Regions from separate parts of the Homo sapiens genome. Here region 1 is linked to region 2. A link is a loop called in an ENCODE intact Hi-C map of the cell type or tissue named here. Cell type or tissue: CD14-positive monocyte. All regions are shown on one strand. Each heading gives the region's core, and the rest is flanking DNA. Links, peaks and the distances in the headings are about the cores only. Region 1 has its middle 26 kb from the start of PIK3R5-DT. Region 2 overlaps PIK3R5 (phosphoinositide-3-kinase regulatory subunit 5).

Region 1 (5,372 bases), core at 105-5,104, 76 kb after region 2:
ACTTTGCTCCTCCTTTGCCTCCTGCCATGATTGTGAGGCCTCCTCAGCCATGTGGAACTGTGAGTCCATTAAACCTCTTTCCTTTATAAATTACCCAGTCTCAGTTATGTCTTTATTAGCAGTGTGAGAACAGACTAATACAATTATTATAATTTATCTAGTGTTTCAAGCTGTTACAACAGAAACTTATCACTAGTTTCTTGCATTCTACTTTAAAGCAGAAGTTCCTCAGATGGATTAAATACTTAAATGTGAAAAACAAAACTTTAAAACATTGAAAAGAAAATACAGATGAAAAGGCCGGGTGCGGTGGCTCACGCTGGTAATCCCAGCACTTTGGGAGGCTGAGGTGGGCAGATCACCTGAGGTCAGGAGTTCAAGACCAGCCTGACCAACATGGAGAAACCTTTTCTCTACTAAAAATGCAAAGTTACCCGGGCATGGTGGTACATGCCTGTAATCCCAGCTACTTGGGAGGCTGAGGTAGGAGAATCACTTGAACTCGGGAGGCGGAGGTTACAGTGAGCCAAGATCATGCCATTGCACTCCAGCCTGGGCAACAACACCAACGACAACAAAATGTAAAAACACAAACCCCATAGGGCCGGGCACGGTGGCTCACGCCTGTAATCCCAGCACCTTGGGAGGCCGAGGCGGGCGGATCACGAGGTCAGGAGATCAAGACCATCCTGGCTAACACGGTGAAACCCTGTCTCTACTAAAAATACAAAAAAATTAGCCAGGCGTGGTGGTGGGCGCCTATAGTCCCAGCTACTCGGGAGGCTGAGGCAGGAGAATGGCGTGAACCCGGGAGGTGGAGCTTGCAGTGAGCCGAGATCACGCCACTGCACTCCAGCCTGGGCAACAGACCAAGACTCCATCTCAAAAAAAAAACACACACACACAAAAAAACCACAAACCCTAAACTTGGAGAATATGTTTCCAACACATATAACTGACATTTAACACCCCAAATAGATAAGATACTCTTATAAATCAATAAGTTAAAGAAAACATCTGAGTAGAAAATAGGCAAAAGACATAAACTTGCATTTCACAGAAAAAAAATTCATAGCCAATCAACTTATAAAAAGATGCACAATCTCATTAGTAATCTACAAGTTGAAACCACAGAAGTTCAGAGAGTGGCAGTCTCTTGGAAAGGGGTAGCATTATGATCAGGGAGAAGTCCATGGCAGGCTTGTTGGGAGAGGGAGTGGCATTTTATTTCCTGGTGGTCATTCCAAATTTTATAATTATTTATTAAACCATACATGCATGCTATGTGCCCTTTCTAAATGTATTTGCAGTCTACAGTAAAAAGAATTTTTAATGTTCTTTAAAAGTAGGCATCTTTTGGCCAGACGCGGTGGCTCACGCCTGTAATCCCAGCACTTTGGGAAGCTGAGGCAGGCGGATCATGAGGTCAGGAGATGGAGACCAGCCTGGCTGACACGGTGAAGCCCCGTCTCCACTAAAAATACAAAAAATTAGCTGGGCATGGTGGCACGAGCCTATAGTTCCAGCTACTGGGGAGGCTGAGGCAGGAGAATCGCTTGAACCCAGGAGACTGAAGTTGCGGTGAGCCAAGATTTCACCACTGCACTCCAGCCTGGGTGACAGAGCGAGACTCCATCTCAAAAAAAAAAAAAAAAAAAAAAAAAAAAGTAGGCATCTTTTTTCTTTATATCAACATACACAATGTTATACGCCTCTTTGACCTAGAAACCATTTTGTTTCCTGAAGGTGATACTGCCTAGTTCTAGTAGACTCCACCCTGGCTCACCATAGTATTTTACCATTTTTTTCAAAAGGCAAACTCACTGACAACATTTGTTGCCCGTTGGGAGAAGTCCCGCTGCCTCCCCAGTGCACCAACATCAGCAGGATTTAGGGGTTCTGAATAAGGATGCCTCTCAATTCAAACCACTGGGTCAACAGATAATCAGTCTAAGGTAAAACATTGTCGTTGTCACCCATCCCCAGCCCAACTTTCCTTGGTTCTGGGCTGTTCTGAATCCCACAACTGCAGAGCCTGCCTTGGTGGCAGAAGAAGATTTGATTAAACCTGCTCCTTCTGAGGCAGGGTCTTTCACCATTTTTAAGTCATGGACCCCTTTGGCAGCCCAGTAAAGCCCATGGACCTCATTTCAGGATAATGTTTTATTTTTTTTGTTTTGTTTTGTTTGCTCAGGCTGGAGTGCAGTGGCGGGATCTCAGCTCACTGCAAGCTCCGCCTCCCGGGTTCAGGCCATTCTCCTGCCTCAGCCTCCCGAGTAGCTGGGACTACAGGCGCCCGCCACCACCCCCGGCTAATTTTTTGTATTTTTAGTAGAGACAGGGTTTCACCATGTTAGTCAGGATGGTCTCGACCTCCTGACCTCGTGATCCGCCCACTTCGGCCTCCCAAAGTGCTGGGATTACAGGCGTGAGCCACCGCACCCGGCCAGATTAATGTTTTAAATCTGTAAAACAAAATAAGCAGGATTATAAAGGAAACCAATTATACCGTAACAATTATATTACAGCTTTAACATAAATAAATCAAATTGGAAATCTAGTAATAAATGTGCTTCTTTATTAATGCATTAAATAACACGATCTCGTGGCGGAACTAATAACTGGCATAATTTCCAAATAGCGACAGATGCAAATGACATTTTGAGTTACCTCCAACTGCTGTAATGTGATGTAAAAAATACCTGTAAATTTATTGGTGACAAAATCACAAGTACTGTTTGTTGACACTACTGTGATGTGTTGCCTACATTGATTATTCATGGAAATGCTAAATTTCAGTTGAAGATGAGTGAAAAATTAGATGCATATCTTTTTCCTCTCAAAGTTCAGGGACTCCGGGTTAAGAACCCTGAGGTGTAAATGGACACCGACTGCCACTAGGGGGTGCTGGTATTTTAGGAAGAGGCGTTTGCTCCTCCAGAGGAGAGAGGGTGAACTCCTTGAGTCTCTTTGCCCTTTTCTCTGGCGGGCTTCAGAACTCACAGCCCTGGAACATCTCCTCCTGGCCTCCCAGCCACCTCCAAACCCTCACAAGCACATCCTGTTGACAGTGGAGGTGCAACTCTTGGTGTGACCATCTATAACTCATGCAGAGGCCTCCTCAGTGAATCCTCTGACCACCAGCACTCAGAGGGGTGTACGGCCCAGTGGGTACCACTCACAGCACCTGAGCCTAGGTCCTTGCAGTAACCACAGTCCTGACTCTAGGCCATCGGGGCCAGCAAGAACCCACAAGACACTGCAGGCTCTGGTTCTGAGCAGACTCCTCAGGCCCTGCCCGGCTTCCTTCTGTGGTTGGTGGGCAGCCAGGCAGGTCCTGATGAAACCTGAGGAGGGCCACCAGCCTTTCTCCCCTCCATAATTGGGGGCCCAGCAGAATTGGATAATGGTCTGCAAGTTACCTGAATCTTGGGCTGAGACACCGTGGTAGTCAGAGCTGCCGAGCGTTCACAGATGTCTTGCCTGATTCCTCTCAGGATGAGAGTGGAAATAACTTTCTTTCTGGGCAGAGTTTGATGATATTGCTACATCATCCTCTGTAGGCAAAACAGCAAGAGTCTGCTATTCCCACCTTGTGCTTGCACTGGTAGGAGAGCCAGCTTTGAAACCACTCGAGGGGCAGTGTGACAGAGTGACAAAGGAGACTCCAGACAACTTGAATCAGAAAACCCACCCCTGAGGCCGGGCGTGGTGGCTCACACCTGTAATCCCAGCACTTTGGGAGGTCCAGTGGGGTGGATTGCGTGAGGCCAGGAGTTTGAGACCAGCCTGGCCAACATGGTGAAACCCCATCTCTACTAAAAATACAAAAATTTGCCAGGCATGGTGGCGCATGCTTGTAATCTCAGCTACTGGGGAGGCTGAGGCAGGAGAATTGCTTGAACCCAGAAGGTGGAGGTTGCAGTGAGCTCCAGCCTGGGTGACAGAGTGAGACTCCGTCTCAAAAAAAAAAGGAAAGGAAAGGAGGAAGAAAAAAGAAAGAAAGAAAGAAAAGAAAAGAAAGAAAGAAGAAAGAAAGAGAAAGAAAGAATGAAAGAAAGAAAGAATGAAAGAAAGAAAGAAAGAAAGAAAGAAAGAAAGAAAGAAAGAGAAACAAAAGAAAGAAAAGAGAAAGACAGACAGACCCGACCAGGCACAGTGGCTCACACCTGTAATCCTGGCACTTTGGGAGACCTTGATCACGAGGTCAGGAGATTGAGACCATCCCAGCCAACATGTTGAAATCCCATCCCTACTAAAAAAAGTACAAAAATTAACTAGGCGTGGTGGCATGAGCTGGTAGTCCCAGCTACTCGGGAGGCTGAGGCAGGAGAATTGCTTGAACCCAGGAGACGGAGGTTGCAGTGAGCAGAGATCATGCCACTGCACTCCAGCCTGGGTGACAGAGCAAGACTCTGTCTCAAAGAAAAGAAAACCCAACCCTGCCACTTACTTAGGTTCCGTTTAACTTTAGGTGAGTCATTTAGAATCCATGCCTCAGTTTCCTCGTCTCCCAAGTGGAGATAATAGCCCTGACCTTATAGGGTTGTTATTTGGGTTAAATGACATGCTACACAGAAAGCACCTAGAAGAGTACCCGGCCCATAGTAAGTACCAAGTAAGATTTTGCTATTATTAATAATTGGTATGAAATTGATAAAATGAATAAAATTCTTTCTCTCCTTGCCTCCACTTACCCAAACACCAACTCCACTTTCTTTCTCCCATCATGACTCTGTTTGCTCCTACAAATCAGATTCTTTTTCCCTTTTTAAAGAAAGAGTCTGATTTCCCAGCCTTGGCAACATAGCAAGACCTCATTGCTACAAAAAAAAAAAAAAAAAAAGCCAGGTGTGGTGGCACACACATTTAGCCCAGCTACTTGGAAGGCTGAGGTGGGAGGATGGCCTGAGTCCAGGAAGGGGAGGACGCAGAGAGCTGTGATTGAGCCACTGTATTCCAGCCTGAGTGATAGAGTGAAACCCTGTCTCAAAAAACAAGGTTTATTCCTTTTCACCCCAAACTTGTCCCTGTCCCTCCCTCATGACCTTCCTGGGAAGCATAGTAAAACATGCATCAGGGCAAGAGCCTGGAGACCTGGGGTTTAATTCCACTTCTGGGCTTCCCCTCCCTGAGCCTCAGCTAAACATCCAAGGATCCCTTTGTTTTAAAATATAGGTTGTGTTGGCTGGGTGCAGCAGCTCATGCCTGTAATCCCAGCACTTTGGGAGGCTGAGGTGGGTGGATCACCTGAGGTCAGGAGTTTGAGACCAGCTTGGCCAACATGATGAAACCCCGTTTCCACTAAAAATACAAAAAAATTAGCCACGTGTGGTGGTGGGTGCCTGTAACCCCAGCCATTCGGAAGGCTG
Region 2 (5,372 bases), core at 275-5,274:
CACTGCACTCACTCCTTCCGGGCAGACCCCTTCACTGGCCAGTCAGGCCAGGCCATAGAGGGATGCTGAGAAAGCTGCAGTTCAGCTCTGGAAGCCAGAAGAGGAAGCACAGAGCTCAGAGCTGAGCCATGCAGATGACATACAAAGAGGGATAAAATCCTAACCTGGGTTCAGCTGCGCGGCTAGAGTATTCAGCTTACGGAGGCCCCACACAGGCAAATCCTCCTGCCTCCCCAGCCTGGGAGGCACCACTCGCCAAGTGAAAACTAAGCCCTTTGTGAGCTCTCCAGCATCCTTTCACAGTGTCTGTGGTAGGCTATGCATTCCAAAGCCGGACAGTGCAGCAGTGGGCACGCAGGAAGCGGCACACGCACCTTGGTTCCATCACGGGTTCACTGACTGTCTGCCATGTGCCAGGCACTAGAGGAGACTAGAGGAGACAGCAGTGAACCAAGCAGCTGTGCTCCTTGGTGGGAGACACAGACACTGAGCAATGGAGCAAACAAAGACGTGATTCCAAGAAGTGAAACATGCTGTAAAGGATGGTGCTGGGAGTGGGACAAGTGGGGACCCCCCTCCAGGGTGTTGGGGGGTCAGGGAGGCCTCTCTGAAGAAGGGACATTTAAGCTGGATGAGGAAGCCAGGGCAAATGAGGGGGAAGAGTATTGGAGAAAGGGGAGCCAGCCCATGCCACAGTCTGGGTGCAGGAATTAGCTTGCTGAGAACCTGGACCCAGGAGTATATGCCAGGGCGCCGGGCTGGCCCAGGACAAAGACTAACCCATTAGGTCCCATGCCTTCTGGCTGTGGAGGTGAAGAGCTGAGTTCAGAAAACTTTTCACGGGTGGCTGGGTGCGGTGGCTCATGCCCGTAATCCCAGCACTTTGGGAGGCCAAGGTGGGCGGATCACTTGAGGTCAGGATTTCGAATCCAGCCTGGCCAACATCTTGAAACCCCATCTCTACTAAAAAATATTTTAAAACATTAGCCAGGCGTGGTGGCAGGCACCTGTAATCCCAGTTACCCGGGAGGCTGAGGCAGGAGACTCGCTTGAACCCGGGAGGCGGAGGTTGCAGTAAGTCGAGATCACACCGCTGCACCCCAGCCTGGGTGACAGAGCGAGATTCCATCTCAAAAAGAAAACAAAAAGAAGAAAACCTTTCATTGGTGACTCAAGACCTTGGGTGTGTCCATTAGCAGCACCTGGATGCCCAAAGACATCCTGAGGCCCTTCCATGTGACTTTTACAGTTGCCTTTGGATCTTCTGTTTAACACCTCCACAGGTAGCTCAGGTCGTGAGTCCACTGACCCTGAGCCAGACCGGGCAGACCCCTCCCTGACCTGGGATTGTGCTGGCACCTGGCATGGATGAGCATCTGTGGGGACTGACACCTGTGATGAGGCCTCATCTTTCTGCCTCCCATGGCAGCCCGACCACAAGACCCTCTGGAGGTGGGTCCTATTCCAGCTCAGGGCTAACGGCACCTGCTGGAGGAGGTAGAACACCAGACACCTTCACATGGATGAGCCTGGGGCATGAACAGCTGGCCCAGATGTGACAGCGACCCTTTGTTCTCACAGGCTGATTTCTCCCAGGTTACCCCCAGAGCAGGTTCTTGGAGGGAGCTCAGAGGCCTCCCCAGCAAGTCCCTCATTTTACAGAAGGGGAGGCTGAGGTCCAGGAAGGATAAGGGACTTGTTCGAGGCAGCTGGGAGAGAGTTGACACTGGTATAAACAGACAAGGGGATCAGGGAGGACTTTTTATTTTCAAATTGTGGCTGAGACCCAATTCTAGGGACAAAAGTTGCTAAATCCTCTGCATTCTAAAGTTCTAAGAGCCACGGAGTATTGTCAAGGACGTGGGCGCAGCCACTCTGGTGGGCTTGCTGGGAGGTGTCAGTCCAGAACCAGCACAGTGACCCGCCAATCCCTGTCATAAGATTGGGAAGAGAAAAAGGGTTGTCAGCCCATCTGGAAGATCCTTCCTTCTCTCCGCAAAGCTGAGGGCAGAGGGCTTTCAGAGAAGTCCTGACACAGACTGGGATGCCCAAAGCTGAGGATGCTGCCCTTTGTTCCTCGGGTCACTATCTACTCAGCCGGCAAACTCGCTCGCCTGCTCCGGTGCTGCCTGTGAGCCATGGCAGGGCTGAGACAAGGGGCAGAGGGGGCATCTTGCAGACCCACTGTTGGACAAGTCAGCAGCTCCAGATTGGGGTGAGGGGTGGAACAAACGTGGGGCCTGAGCCGGTTTGTTGTTACTTTTCTAGAGGGCTGCCAGCAGCATGAGGGAAACCTATCAGAAGGAGGCTGAAGGCTGGACCAATTTTGTAGGAAGCTGGATGGGGCAGGTTAAAGATGGGAAATTGGTGGCACAGAGAGGTTAAACAGCTTGCCTAAAGTCACACAGCTAGGAGATGGCAAAGCCAGGGTATAAACCCAGGGGGTCTGGGGTTTCAACCACTAGAATACATTGCCCCTCAGCACAGTCGGAGGCAGTTACTGGAAGAAAATTAAAACCAATTCATGTTTCTACTTCAACAAGTGAAGACTTGATTTTGCTTTAAGAGGTAGGCTAGGCATGTCTGTAATCCCAGCAATTTGGGAGGCTGAGGCGGGTGGATCACCTGAGGTCAGGAGTTTGAGACCAGCCTGGCCAACATGGGGAAACCCTGTCTCTACTAAAAATACAAAAAATTAGCTGGGTGTGGTGGTGCACACCTGTAATCACAGCTACTCGGGAGGCTGAGGCATGAGAATGGCTTGAACCCGGGAGGTGGAGGTTGCGGTGAGCCAAGATCATGCCAGCCTGGGTGACAGAGCAAGACTCTGTCTCAAAAAAAAAAAAAAAAGAAAATCTAGACTCTCAGTTGCTGGGGATTGTGAGCCCCACCACATCTATCTACACCAGCTGCCCCGCACAGCCCTGCATCCTCCAGAGAAAAGGCCAAGGCTCACAGGAGTGTGTGCCAGAGGGGATACCGAGCAACACTCTCTCGGACTCCACCGGTGATGACCGTGGTGGCTCACGGGGCCCAGGCGTCTCTAGCCTGGAGCATGTCCTGAACCGTGTGATCTGGGTTTTAAGACCCCTCTGCCCAGCCCCTGCTGCGATGGCCAAGCTGGTTATGCCATGAAGCAGGAGTGAGTCATCCTGCTCACTCATTACGTGTCCCACACTGTAATGGATGCAAACACAAGATGCAAATGAATGTTCTCAGCCAACACCACTTCTGCACACTCCTGTCCTTAAGGGGGCAGAACACAGTGCCATAGGACTGCTGCTAGCACACCGCACCCAATGCCTGACTGCCCATGGCTTCTCTTTCTCATTCTGGGGCCGCCTGTGACTTTCCCATCTCCTGGCCTCGGTGTGCCCCTTCCCCCCAACCCCACCCTGCTCAAGGGACACATCAAAGCCTTCTCCACGGAAGGGCAGGATATCCTCAGGCACTGGTGGAATTCTGGTGTGCCAGCCTCCCCGGCATTCCAAGGCTTTCTCGAGCTCGCCCCAAGTTCTTCTCAGAGGCAGGACTTGCCTGAGCCACTAGCCCCTGGGAGCCTGAGAGATGGGGAGAGGGAACCCAGCCAGGGGACCCTCAGCTGAGCTGCCCTGGGGGTTAACCCAGCACACCGGGCTCACCACCCACCCCTTTGACACGCTCATTTCCGTCTGAGTCAGTCATCAGCTGTTTCTTATGACTTGTCAGCAGAACCTCACGGCTTTGGGGCAGAGGTGAGGGGGGAAGACAGTGGCACCCGCTCTCCCAGCATGACGCCTTTTTTCAAAAGCTGGGCAAGCAGGGCCTGGCTTCCCTGGCATCACCCTCCCAAGCCCCCTCCCTATCTTGTTGAGAGGAGCTCCCATTGTAAAATTCCAGCTGCTGCCGGGAATGCCGCCCCCCGCCCCCCCGCCCCCGCCACCAATTCCCCTGCCAGTGGTGAGGTGGTGTTGAAATATCCAACAACAGGGCCTTCCCCCATCTCCAAGTTCCTCTTCTGAGCCAGCAAAGAGGACTCATAGTCCTTGCTGGGGACCCTGCATGGGGCAGAAAGGCCTGGAGTCGGGGTGGGTTGGTGGGACCCCAGAGGGCACAGAGAGAGCCAGTCCTGCTTCCACTTTTTCTTCCCATGTTGACAGGATGCCATGATGTGGAGGGCTCATCTTCCCTCTGGTGCAGGGCTGGTCAGAGGAGGTGTAGGGTCTGCCTGGGTCCAGCTTCCCAAGGCAGCCCACGATGGGGCAGGGAGGAGAGCCTCTTGGGGGTTTCTAAATAGTAATGAAAGGAGGAGTTAGAGGGCCTGCATCTCATATGGAGGGGGCCTCCAGGTTCTGGCTGGCTCTCCACACTGCTTTCCTGGTGTTCTGGAATATTCTAGGCCCATGCAGTCCTGGGCTGACCCAGCCTGCTTCCGTCCTGGATGACTCCTCCCTCTCCTGCTTCTTACCTTCCGAGGCTTGACTCTCCCTTCTCTGCCCCAGTCCCTTCCTCATGCCTTCATAAGGCAGAATCTCCACCGTGACCTAAGTAAAAGAATTCTTCCCAACACAGGAAGGATACACCAGAAATTAAGGAGATTGGTTAGTTACTATGGGAGGTGGAGGTGAGAAAAGGGTGGATAGGATCAAGGAATGAAACTGGAGATGAGGGAGGAACAGCACTTCTCTGAGGATTATCTGTGTGTATAGCTTTAACGCTTAGAACCATGGCGATATTTTACATACCCAAAATTAAATAAATAATCGAAATCAACCAGAATATGGGGGCAGGGGACCAAAAGTGGGAGACAAGCAATAACAAATTAACCTAACTGTATAATCAATTACTAACATAACCACACTGACGGGGATAGGGAATGAAAGCACTAACTTCAGTAACTTTGTAAAATGGTACTTTGACTGGATACTGGTCAAAGTCAAAAATAAAAACTATAGACAAATACTGTTTTCCAGTTATTAAATATGTTTCTCATATGAATGTGAGTTAAAAATTCTAAAAGTTCGGGGCCGGGCATGGTGACTCATGCCTGTAATCCCAGCACTTTGGGAGGCCAACGCGGGTGGATCACCTGAGTTCAGGAGTTCAAGACCGGCCTGACCAATATGGTGAAACCCTGTCTCTATTAAAAATACAAAAATTAGCCAGGTGTGGTGGTGTGCGCCTGTAGTCCCAGCTACTCGGGTGGCTGAGACAGAAGAATTGCTTGTACCCAGGAGGCGGAGGTTGCAGTGAGCTGAGATTGTGCCACTGCACTCCAGCCTAGGTGACACAGCAAGACTCCATGTCAAAAAAAGAAAAAAAAAGAAAGAAATCTGAAAGTTCTTTATGTGTACACTAGCATTAGACAAATAAGTGAATAAACCATAGATAAT

The links. Hi-C counts contacts between places; a loop is a spot of excess contacts. Peaks named below come from ENCODE experiments on the same cell type or tissue, not always from the same donor. Only the 100,000 strongest peaks of a DNase experiment are listed, where the experiment ranks them.
Region 1: a loop joins it to region 2, with 2.8 times the contacts of the local background. A loop is called at or near these places in 4 of 110 quality-filtered maps.

Annotation. Positions count from the first base shown.
Region 1 is chr17:8,988,806-8,994,177 of GRCh38, forward strand. No RefSeq gene overlaps it. Among named protein-coding and RNA genes, the nearest start is that of PIK3R5-DT, 26 kb to the left of the region's middle. RefSeq lists enhancers at 2,988-3,057, 3,168-3,217. In CD14-positive monocyte, for the core only: CTCF peaks have their summits at 2,888 (motif pointing right) and 3,089; a DNase peak (open chromatin) is centred at 2,916.
Region 2 is chr17:8,912,580-8,917,951 of GRCh38, forward strand. All of the region lies in intron 1 of PIK3R5 (phosphoinositide-3-kinase regulatory subunit 5), which reads right to left. Among named protein-coding and RNA genes, the nearest start is that of PIK3R6, 48 kb to the left of the region's middle. RefSeq lists silencers at 3,265-3,314, 3,745-3,814. In CD14-positive monocyte, for the core only: CTCF peaks have their summits at 3,259 and 3,460; DNase peaks (open chromatin) are centred at 3,182, 3,682 and 3,982; H3K4me3 peaks cover 404 bases; H3K27ac peaks cover 4,951 bases.